Regions from separate parts of the Homo sapiens genome. Here region 1 is linked to region 2. A link is an interaction called in ENCODE POLR2A ChIA-PET data of the cell type or tissue named here. Cell type or tissue: CD4-positive, alpha-beta T cell. All regions are shown on one strand. Region 1 overlaps CHKA (choline kinase alpha). Region 2 has its middle 19 kb from the start of C11orf24.

Region 1 (5,000 bases), 150 kb before region 2:
TCATCTTATCTCGATTTATTCTCTCAATTTAACTCCATGAGTCACATTAAAAACAGACAAATTCCCTTTCTGTTTTTCTGCAGTAGAGGTGGGGAAGCGTTTTTGAAATTGCCCGTGTGGGCCGGGCACGGTGGCTCACGCCTGTAATCCCAGCACTTTGGGAGGCCGAGGCGGGTGGATCACAAGGTCAAGGAATCTAGACCATCCTGGCTAACACGGTGAAACCCCGTCTCTACTAAAAAAATACAAAAAATTAGCCAGGCGTGGTGGCAGGTGCCTGTAGTCCCAGCAACTCAGGAGGCTGAGGCAGGAGAATGGCATGAACCCGGGAGGCGAAGCTTGCAGTGAGCCGAGATGGCACCACTGCACTCCAGCCTGGGCGACAGAGCAAGACTCCGTCTCAAAAAAAAAAAAAAAAAAATCTTGAGGCAATATTTAAACCTTCTTCTCTAGGGCTTTCCATTTGATATGTATTAATAGTTCCAAGATCTTCTACGCTAGTGTTACTAAAAATCTGTCAACTGATTTTGACTAGGAGCTTGTTCAAAAAACTCCCAACATTAACTGGTTACCACGGCCTTCAGATGAAACAGGAGACCTCAATACTCTAATCACACACCAAGTAAGTAGCTAAGCAAGGAATCAAACCCAGGCATATGGCTCGAGTCCCTGCTTGTAACTAACCATGAAGAGTTGTCAAAGAGATAGGAGGCAAAGCTGGAGAGCACCATGTGCCACATTAAAGACATTACAGGAGGTCGGGCGCAGTGGCTCATGCCTGTAATCCCAGCACTTTGGGAGGCCAAGGCAGGTGGATCACCTGAGGTCAAGAGTTTGACACCAGCCTGGCCAACATGGTGAAAGCCTGTCTCTACTAAAAATATAAATTAGCCGGGTGTGGTGGCACACACCTTGTAATACCAGCTACTTGAGAGGCTGAGGCAGAAGAATCGCTTGAACCCAGGAGGCAGAGGTTGCAGTGAGCCGTTATCGCGCCACTGTACTCCAGCCTGGGCGACAGAGTGAGACTCCTATCTCAAAAAAAAAAAAAAAAAAAAAGAAAAAGAAAAGATAAAAGAAAAATGTCATAGGAGCTGCGTGAGCTGCAAAATCACCTTCCATCAGGACTACTCTCTATAAACCTCTATGACACAAACATCTCCATGTCCTATTACTGCTATAACAAATTACTACAAATTTAGTGGCTTAAAACTGAAAACAGATTCTGATCGAGCTCATTAATTTTTAAAAATAAGGGTAACTAGGTGGAAATGGGGAGTTGGTTTAAGTTTAATGGGTACAGAGTTTCAGTTTGGGAAGACGACAACATTCTGGAGACGGATGGTGGTGATGGCAGCACAACAATGAATGTACTTAATGCCACTAAACTATATATTTTTAAATTGTTAAAATTGTATTTTTAATGCTGCTTATTTTACCACAATTTTACTTGATTTTATTTATTTATTTATTTTTTTCAGAGAGGGTTTTGCTCTGTCATCCAGGCTAGAGTACAGTGGCACAATCTCGGCTCACTGCAACCTCCACCACCCAGGTTCAAGCGATTCTCCTGCCTCAGCCCCCCAAGTAGCTGGGATTACAGGTGTATGCCAGCATGCTTAGCTAATTTTTGTATTTTTGGTAGAAACGGAGTTTTGCCAGGCTGCTCTGGAACTCCTGACCTCAGGTGATCCACCCATCTCGGCCTCCCAAAGTGCTAGAATTACAGGCACACCATGCCTGACCTTATTTTACCACAGTTTTAATAAAAAAGTATGAAGTACTGATATATACTACAACATGAAACTTAAAAACATTATGCTAAGTGAAAGAAGACAGTCACAAAAGACCACATGTTATATGATTCCATTCATATGAACTGTCCAGAACAAGGAAATCTATAAAGTCCATTAGTGGTTGCCAGGAGCTGGGGTGGGAAGGGGTACTTAGGGGTAGGGGATGATAGCTAAAAGTTTCTTTTTGAAAGATGAAAATGTTCTAAAACTGACTGTGGTAACAGCTGCAAGTATCTGTGATTACACTAAAAGCCACTGGACTGTACAATTTAAATGGGTGAATTGTATGGTTTGTGAACTATATCTCATTTTCTTACCAAATAAAAAATTTGAATGTGCTTCTAGCACAAACAATTTTTTCCCAGATTTAAGTAAGACATATTTAAGAGGTTTTTTCAAAGGTTACTTAAAATGAAAAACCATCATGAGTCTCTAGGAACAAGACAGCAAGAGTCAGGATCTATTTTCCCAGAAGGTTGTCTACCTTAGTTAAAAAGAACAAAAATAAAAGGGAACCCAAAGTTCTTGTTTTCCCAAAGCAAGCTGTGAAGCAGGCCGACAGCGTGTAGATCAAAGGAACCAAAAGCAGCCTTAACCTTTCTGTTAAACTTGGCGTGGCGCCTCAACTGTGTGGCTTATCAGAATCCCCCTGCCGCGTCTGGTCACAGCCAACATGGGTTTCTGGCTACCAAGCAACAGAACGGGCATTAAAACAGAGTTAAAAGCCCTAGTTTTTCTTCCGGTCACATACTCTGGAAATCTCAGTCAAATGCAAAGGCAAACAGATGAAGTACTGTTCTAAATTGTGTAACCTGATTCAAAGTTTACCCCCGTACTGCTAAAGAAGGAAGGCAGACTAGCTTGGCCAGAAACAAGCTCACAACCTGGAAACCCTTCAACTGCTTTTTATTACCTGTAGCCTCTATTGTTCAATAGGTTTTAGTGAATAAATTGTCAATTATTTTTTAGTGACAGTCAAAATAAATGAAGCAAGGTGACTGGCACCAATAACCCAAACTGTGAGAAATTTACCTAGAAAAAAAGCCAACTACCAATGAGTCAAATAATAATATGACCAGGAACAATAAAATGTGGTAGGAAGAAATGCCAGAAATGGTAGCAAAAATGTAACAGTTCAATTTATCATATAATTTGTCAAAAATATCCTCCCAAGTAAAACCCCAGGAGCTCTCAAGGATTTGCAAGAAGTTTTGAAACCACAAACTTTATCACCTGGCATAATAGCTTTATAAGTCATAATTAGATATGAGAGGCATGGGCTGGATGTGGCGGCTCACGCCTGTAATCCTAGCACTTTGGGAGGCTGAGGCGGGCAGATCACTTGAGGTCAGGAGTTCAAGACCAGCCTGGCCAACATGGTGAAACCCTGTCTCTACTAAAAATACAAAAATTAGCCGGGCATGGTGGCACGTGCCTGTAATCCCAGCTACTCAGGAGGCTGAGGCAGGAGAACTACTTGAACCCGAGAGGCAGAGATTGCAGTGAGCCGAGATTGTGCCATTGCACTCCAGCCTGGGGGACAAGAACGAAACATCATCTCCAATAAATAAATACATAAATAAATAAATAAATAAATAAATAAATACAAGAGCGAAACATCATCTCCAATAAATAAATAAATAAATTTAAATATATATATGCACACACACACACATATATATGAGAGGCACAAGATACTCAAGCAAAATCTCAAATACAGTGACAATAACACACTTATTCCACACTCAACACAATGACAGGAAGGAAACAGAAAAAAGCAGGAAGTACCTGCTGGCAGGAATTCTCACCCCTGCCCTCCAGACCCAGTGGTGCACGCATCACTAACTGTCAACCCATGATTCCTTAAAACAGAATACTAAGGGAATAACAAGCAGTATAAAGAGGTTCTTTTTTTTTTTTTTTTTTTTTTTTTTTTGAGACGGAGTCTCACTCTGTCACCCAGGCTGGAGTGCAACAGCGCGATCTCGGCTCACTGCAAGCTCCACCTCCCAGGTTCACACCATTCTCCTGCCTCAGCCTCCCAAGTAGCTGGGACTACAGGCGCCCACCACCACACCGGGCTAATTTTTTTGTATTTTTAGTAGAGACGGGGTTTCACCGTGTTAGCCAGGATGGTCTCGATCTCCTGACCTCATGATCTACCTGTCTCAGCCCCCCAAAGTGCTGGGATTACAGGCGTGAGCCACCACGCTGGTCCAAAGAGGTTATTTTACATAAATTGTTGAGCAAAAATGAAATGAATCATTTCAGCTTCTCTTGATAGCCAGAAAAACAAGGCAAGAGAAAGAAATAAAAGGCATCCAAATTGGAAATGAAGTTAAATTATCCCTGTTTGCAGACAACATGATCTTACATATAGAAAACCCTAAAGACCCCACCAAAAAACTATGAGAACTAATAAGTTCAGTAAGATTGCAGGATACAAAATCAACATACAAAAATCAGTAGCAGTATTATTTCTAAACGGGAGGCTCAGGTGGGAAGATCACTTGAGCCCAGGAGGTCAAGGCTGGAGTGAGCTGTGATCACGCCACTGCATGCCAGCTAATAGCAAATTATCTGGAATGGAAATCAAGAAAACAATCCTGTTTACAATAGCTAACAAAAAAAAAAAGAAAAGAAAAAGAAAGAAATTTAACCAAGGAGGTGAAAGAGCTCTGCAATGAAAACTTTAAAATATTGATCAGAGAAACTGAAGACACAAATAAATGGAACAATATCCCATGTTCATGTATTAGAAGAATTAATATTGTTAAAATGTCCATACTGGCCAAGCGCGTGGCTGACGCCTGTAATCCCAACACTTTGGGAGGCTGAGGTGGGCTGATCACCTGAGGCCAGGAGTTCAAGACCAGCCTCGCCAACATGATAAAATCCTGCCTCTACTAAAAATACAAAAATTAGCTGGGCATGGTGGTGGGCGCCTGTAATCCCAGCTACTCGGGAGGCTGAGGCAGGAGAATCTCTTGAACTCAGGAGGCGGAGGTGGCAGTGAGCCAAGATCACGCCACTGCACTCCAGCCTGGGTGACAGAGCAAGACTCTGTCTCAAAAAAAAAAAAAGAAAAAAAAAAGTCCATACTACCCAAAGCAATCTATACATTCAATGCAATCCCTATCAAAATACCAATGACATTCTTCATAGAAATAGGAAAACCAATCCTAAAATTTATATGAAATCACA
Region 2 (5,000 bases):
TAGGTTCGTTTGAGTGCAGGGGTGTTTACGACTAACTGATAACATGCAGTTATGGATTTCTTTGTTCCTTCTTTTTTTTTTTTTTTTTTGAGATGGAATTTCGCTCTTGTTGCCCAGGCTGGAGTGCAGTGGCGTGATCTCAGTTCATTGCAACCTCTGCCTCCCAGGTTCAAGTGATTCTCCTGCCTCAGCCTCCCAAGTAGCTGGGATTACAGGCATGCGCCACCATGCCAGGCTAATTTTGTATTTTTAGTAGAGACGGGGTTTCTCCATGTTGGTCAGGCCAGTCTCGAACTCCCGACCTCAGGTGATCCACCCGCCTTGGCCTCCCAAAGTGCTGGGATTACAGGTGTGAGCCACCACGCTCGGCCTCTTTGTTCCTTCTTTACTCCCACTGCTTCACTTGGACTAGAAAAAGAAGAAAAAGAAAAAAATCAATGTGTATTAGGGTTCTCCAAAAAACAGAAGCAAAGATAGATAGAAACATACATACATACAGATAGATACAAAGATAGATAGATGGCTACATACATACATATATACAGATAGATACATACGCAGACACATGATAGGTAGATAGATAGATAGATAGATAGATAGATAGATAGATAGATAATAGATTGACTATGGGAATTCACTGACATGATTATGGAAGACGAGAAGTTCCACAATGTGCTGTCTGCAAACTGGGGAATGAGGGAAGTTGTGATCTAATTCATTCTGAGTTCAAAGGCCTGAATCAGGGAAGCCAATAGCGTAACTCACTAAGGCCAAAGGCCTGAGAAATTGGGAAACTGGTATAAGTCCCAGAGTCTGAAGGCCTGAGAACCTGGAATTCTGATGTCCAAAGCAAGAGAAGACAGATGTCCCAGCTCCAGAAGAGTGAATTCACCATTCCTCTGCCTTTTTGTTCTATATGGGCCTAAACAAGTTGCATGGTGTCTGATATGGTTTGGCTGTGTCCCCACCCAAATCTCATCTTGAACTGTAGTTCCCATAATACCCACATGTCATGGGAGGGACCATATGGAGATAATTGGATCATGGGGGTGGTACCCCCATCCTGTTCTCATCATAGTGAGTTAGTTCTTATGAGATCTGATGGTTTTATAAGGGGCTTCTCCCTTCGCTGGACTCTCATTCTTCTCCTGCTGCTGCCAAGTGAAGAAGGATGTATTTGCTTCCCCTGACCCATAATGGTAAGTTTCCTGAGGCTTCCCCAGCAATGCTGAACTGTGAGTCAATTAAGCCTCTTTCCTTTATAAATTACCCAGTCTCAGGTATGTCTTTATTAGCAGTGTGAGAACGGACTAATACAGTGCCTGCCCACATTGGATGTGGACAGATCTTCCTCATTCAGTCCGGTGATTCAGATGCCAACCTCCAGAAGCACCCTCACAGACACACCGAGAAATAACACTTTCCCAGCTATCTGGATATCCCTTAACTCAGTCAAGTTGACAGCTAAAATTAACCATTAAATAATGAAATCAAAGTTGAAAAAAAAATCAACAGAATGGACAAATCTTTAGCTAAACTAACCAAAAAAAAAGCTCAGATTACTAAAATCAGAAGTGAAAGGACAAACATTGGATGATTCCACTTCTATCACTCCACTCTATCTAGAATAGGCAAATTTATGAAGACAGAAAGTAGAATAAAGATTACCAGGAGCTGGGGGTGGAGGAAGCAGAGAGTTATTGCTTAATGGGTAGAGAGCTTCTGTTTGGGATGGTGGAAAAAGTACTGGTTATACAATTAAATACTGTGAATGTATTTAATGCCACTGAATTGTACACTTAAAATGGTAAAAATGGTAAATTTTATCTGATGTATATTTTATCACACTAATAATTTTAAAAGATTATAAAGTCTGTCTTGCTTAGTGACTCTCTGCCTTGCTGGCTTTGAAGAAGCAAGCTGCCCTGTCACGAGCGGCCTATGGAGTGAGCCACATGACAAGGAAGTGGGTGCAGCCTCCAGCCTCCAAAAGCCAGTGAGAAGCTGAAGCCCTCAGTCTGCAGTCCTGCAAGGAACTGAATGCTACCAACAACCATGTGAGCGTAGAAGCAGATCCTTCCCCAGGTGAGCCTCAGATGAGACTGCAGCCCTTGCTGACACCTTGATTAAAGCTCTGTGAGACCCTGAATTGGAAGACCCAGCTAAGCCTCGCTCAGATTCCTGGCTCACAGAAACTGAGGTGATAAATGTGGGCTGGTTTTTTTGTTTTGTTTTTGATATGGAGTCTCGCTCTGTTGCCCAGGCTGGAGTGCAGGGGCACAATCTTGGTTCACCGCAACCTCCACCTCCTGGGATCAAGCAATTCTCCTGCCTCAGCCTCCCTAGCAGCTGGGGCTACAGGCCCGTGCCACCATGCCTGGCTAATGTTTTTTGTATTTTTAGTAGAGACAGGGTTTCACTGTGTTAGCCAGGATGGTCTCAATCTCCTGACCTTGTGATCCGCCTGCCTCGGCCTCCCAAAGTGCTGGGACTACAGGTGTGAGCCACCACGCCCAGCTGTGGGCTGTTTTTTGAATGGCTAAATTTGTGGTAATATTGTACTGCAATAGGTAACTAATGCAAGCAGTATTGTACGGTACTATCAGCAACTTTTCTTTTTCTTTGCTCAATAGTATGTCTTGGAAAACTACTAATTTTTTTTTTTTGGAGATGGAGTCTTGCTCTGTCACCCAGGCTGGAGTGCAGTGGCGTGATCCCAGCTCACTGCAAGCTCTGCCTCCCGGGTTCATGCCATTCTCCTGCCTCAGCCTCCCAAGTAGCTGGGACTACAGGTGCCCACAACCATGCCCGGCTAATTTTTGTATTTTTAGTAGAGACGAAGTTTTGCCATGTTAGCTAGGCTGGTCTTCAACTCCCGACCTCAGGTGATCCACCCACCTCGGCCTCCCAAAGTGCTGGGATTATAGGCGTGAGCCACCGTGCCTGGCTGAAAACTACTAATTCTGTTACATGGAGCTCTAGCTCATTCCTCTGAACTGTTGTTCAGTACTTTGTATAAGCACCATTGAAGATGATTTGGAGCTTTAAAATGTTTTGCCATCACAAATAATGTGGCCCATGATGTTCTCCTTAGTGCCTCCATGTGTGCTTTCATAAGGAAGAAACCAAGATGTGTGATTGCATCTTTAGTCTTTTTGTTTTGTTTTGTTTTTAATTGAGACGGAGTCTTGTTCTGTCACCCAGGCTGGAGTGCAGTGGTGTGATCTCGGCTCACTACAAGCTCCACCTCCCGGATTCAAGTGATGCTTGTGCCTCACCCTCCAGAGTAGCTGGGACTATAGATGCCTGCTACCATGCACGGCTAAATTTTTTTGTGTTTTTAGTAGAGATGGGGTTTCACCATGTTGGCCAGGCTGGTCTCAAACTACTGACCTCAGGTGATCCGCCCACCTCGGCCTCCCAAAGTGCTGGGATTACAGGTGTGAGCCACCGCACCCGGCTGCATCTTTAGCTTTAATGCCACTGCCAATTGCCCTGCAGAGTGAAGCTCCCGAGTGGGGCCTTAGAGCGCCATTTTTCCTGTCCCTGTTGACTGCCTGTCACTGTCACCATCTGATTTCCCCACTGTAACTCCTGGAAGGCAGGAAGCATTTCCTTTGCATCTTTGTGTCCCAGAGCTCAGCCCAGGGCCTGGCACAGATCCCAAGCTATGCACATCCTTCCTTCTCTGTCCACATCCTCCCCTTTTTTTTGAGACAGGGTCTTCTCTGTCACCCAGGCTAGAGTGCAGTGGTGGGATCATAGCTCACTGCAGCCTCAACCTGCTGGGCTCAAGCCATCCTCCTGCCTTATCCTCCCGAGGAACTGGGAGTACAGGCATGTGCCACCATGCCTGGCTAGTTTTTATTTTTTGTAGGGATGGGGTCTTGCTATGTTGCCCAGGCTGGTCTTGAATTCCTGGGCTTGAACTAACCTCTGCCTCGCCTCCAAAGTGCTAGGATTACAGGCTGAGCCACTGCGCCTGGCCCACAACCCTTTCTGAACAGCTGGGCTGTGACAGCCCACTAGGGACAGCCTTGTGGCTACAGTGGACTGGATCACAGAGGACCTGGGCGTTGGACAGGCAGCTTAAATGGGCTGCTGTTGGAGCCAAGGTTACAATCAGAGCCCCTTGGGGAAAGCAGAGCCTAACAGCTTCGGGAGGTAGGTCCTCTGCAGAGAGGAGCAGAGATGGGCAGAGAGCAGAGGGAAGGAGAGGAGCAGACGCACGGCCCCCAGGAGGCCCGGCTCTCATTCTGTCTTTGCAGCAAATCCCCGTCTTGGGACGGCCTGAGGTTTCTGTTCCTTGTAGCCACAGGCTCCCCAAGACAAAGAGCTGCTCCGTGTTCGTGGACCTGTTCTCTGGATCTTTCAGATGCTGAGTTGGGGGGTCTCCCAGAGATTCAGGAGAAAGGCCAGAGGCTGGGGTGGAGTCTTCCTTCTTCATGCATTTCCACGTATAGGGCCCCCGGAATCTCATGTGCTGGGCCTACCCGCCTGGCGCCACTCCGTGGTTCTCTCTGCTCACCTGACGTCTTCGTGCCTGCTGCCCTCCTGCTGTGTCCTGTCCAAGCGGGCATCTCTACAGTCAGCAAAGCGGGACCAGGCCCCTGCCGTGGGCCCTGGCTCATAAAAGACAGTGAGTTTTTCACTCTGAAGTCCAGATTGCCCAGCGGGGCTCATCTTGTGCTTCAAGTACATTCAGCGTGTGCCCGGAGCACGCAGCACTGGTGAAGTTGGGGTTCAGGAGTCAGGTGGACTGGGCCCACCCCTTACCTTGTGTGTGACCTTGGGCAAGTCACCTACCTCCCCTGTTGTCTATTTCCTCATCTGAAAGTGGGCTTAGAAATGGTTCCCGCCACGTGGGGAGGCGGTGAAGCACTCTACCAGTCCTGTGGGGACCTTCCCTGTGCTTCAGACTCACGGCCAGTGTCTGCCTGGCATCCAATAGGCATCTCTGCCTTCACAACCCACAGCAGGACTCTTGATTTCTGGGCCAC

Evidence for each region. Peaks named below come from ENCODE experiments on the same cell type or tissue, not always from the same donor. Only the 100,000 strongest peaks of a DNase experiment are listed, where the experiment ranks them.
Region 1: POLR2A ChIA-PET joins it to region 2 with 6 read pairs; 3 of 35 experiments call an interaction of 5 or more read pairs at or near these places.

What each region holds. Positions count from the first base shown.
Region 1 is chr11:68,097,234-68,102,233 of GRCh38, forward strand. All of the region lies in intron 1 of CHKA (choline kinase alpha), which reads right to left. Among named protein-coding and RNA genes, the nearest start is that of CHKA, 22 kb to the right of the region's middle. In CD4-positive, alpha-beta T cell, no CTCF peak of the experiment used is centred here; a DNase peak (open chromatin) is centred at 2,418.
Region 2 is chr11:68,250,000-68,254,999 of GRCh38, forward strand. No RefSeq gene overlaps it. Among named protein-coding and RNA genes, the nearest start is that of C11orf24, 19 kb to the right of the region's middle. In CD4-positive, alpha-beta T cell, no CTCF peak of the experiment used is centred here; no DNase peak of the experiment used is centred here.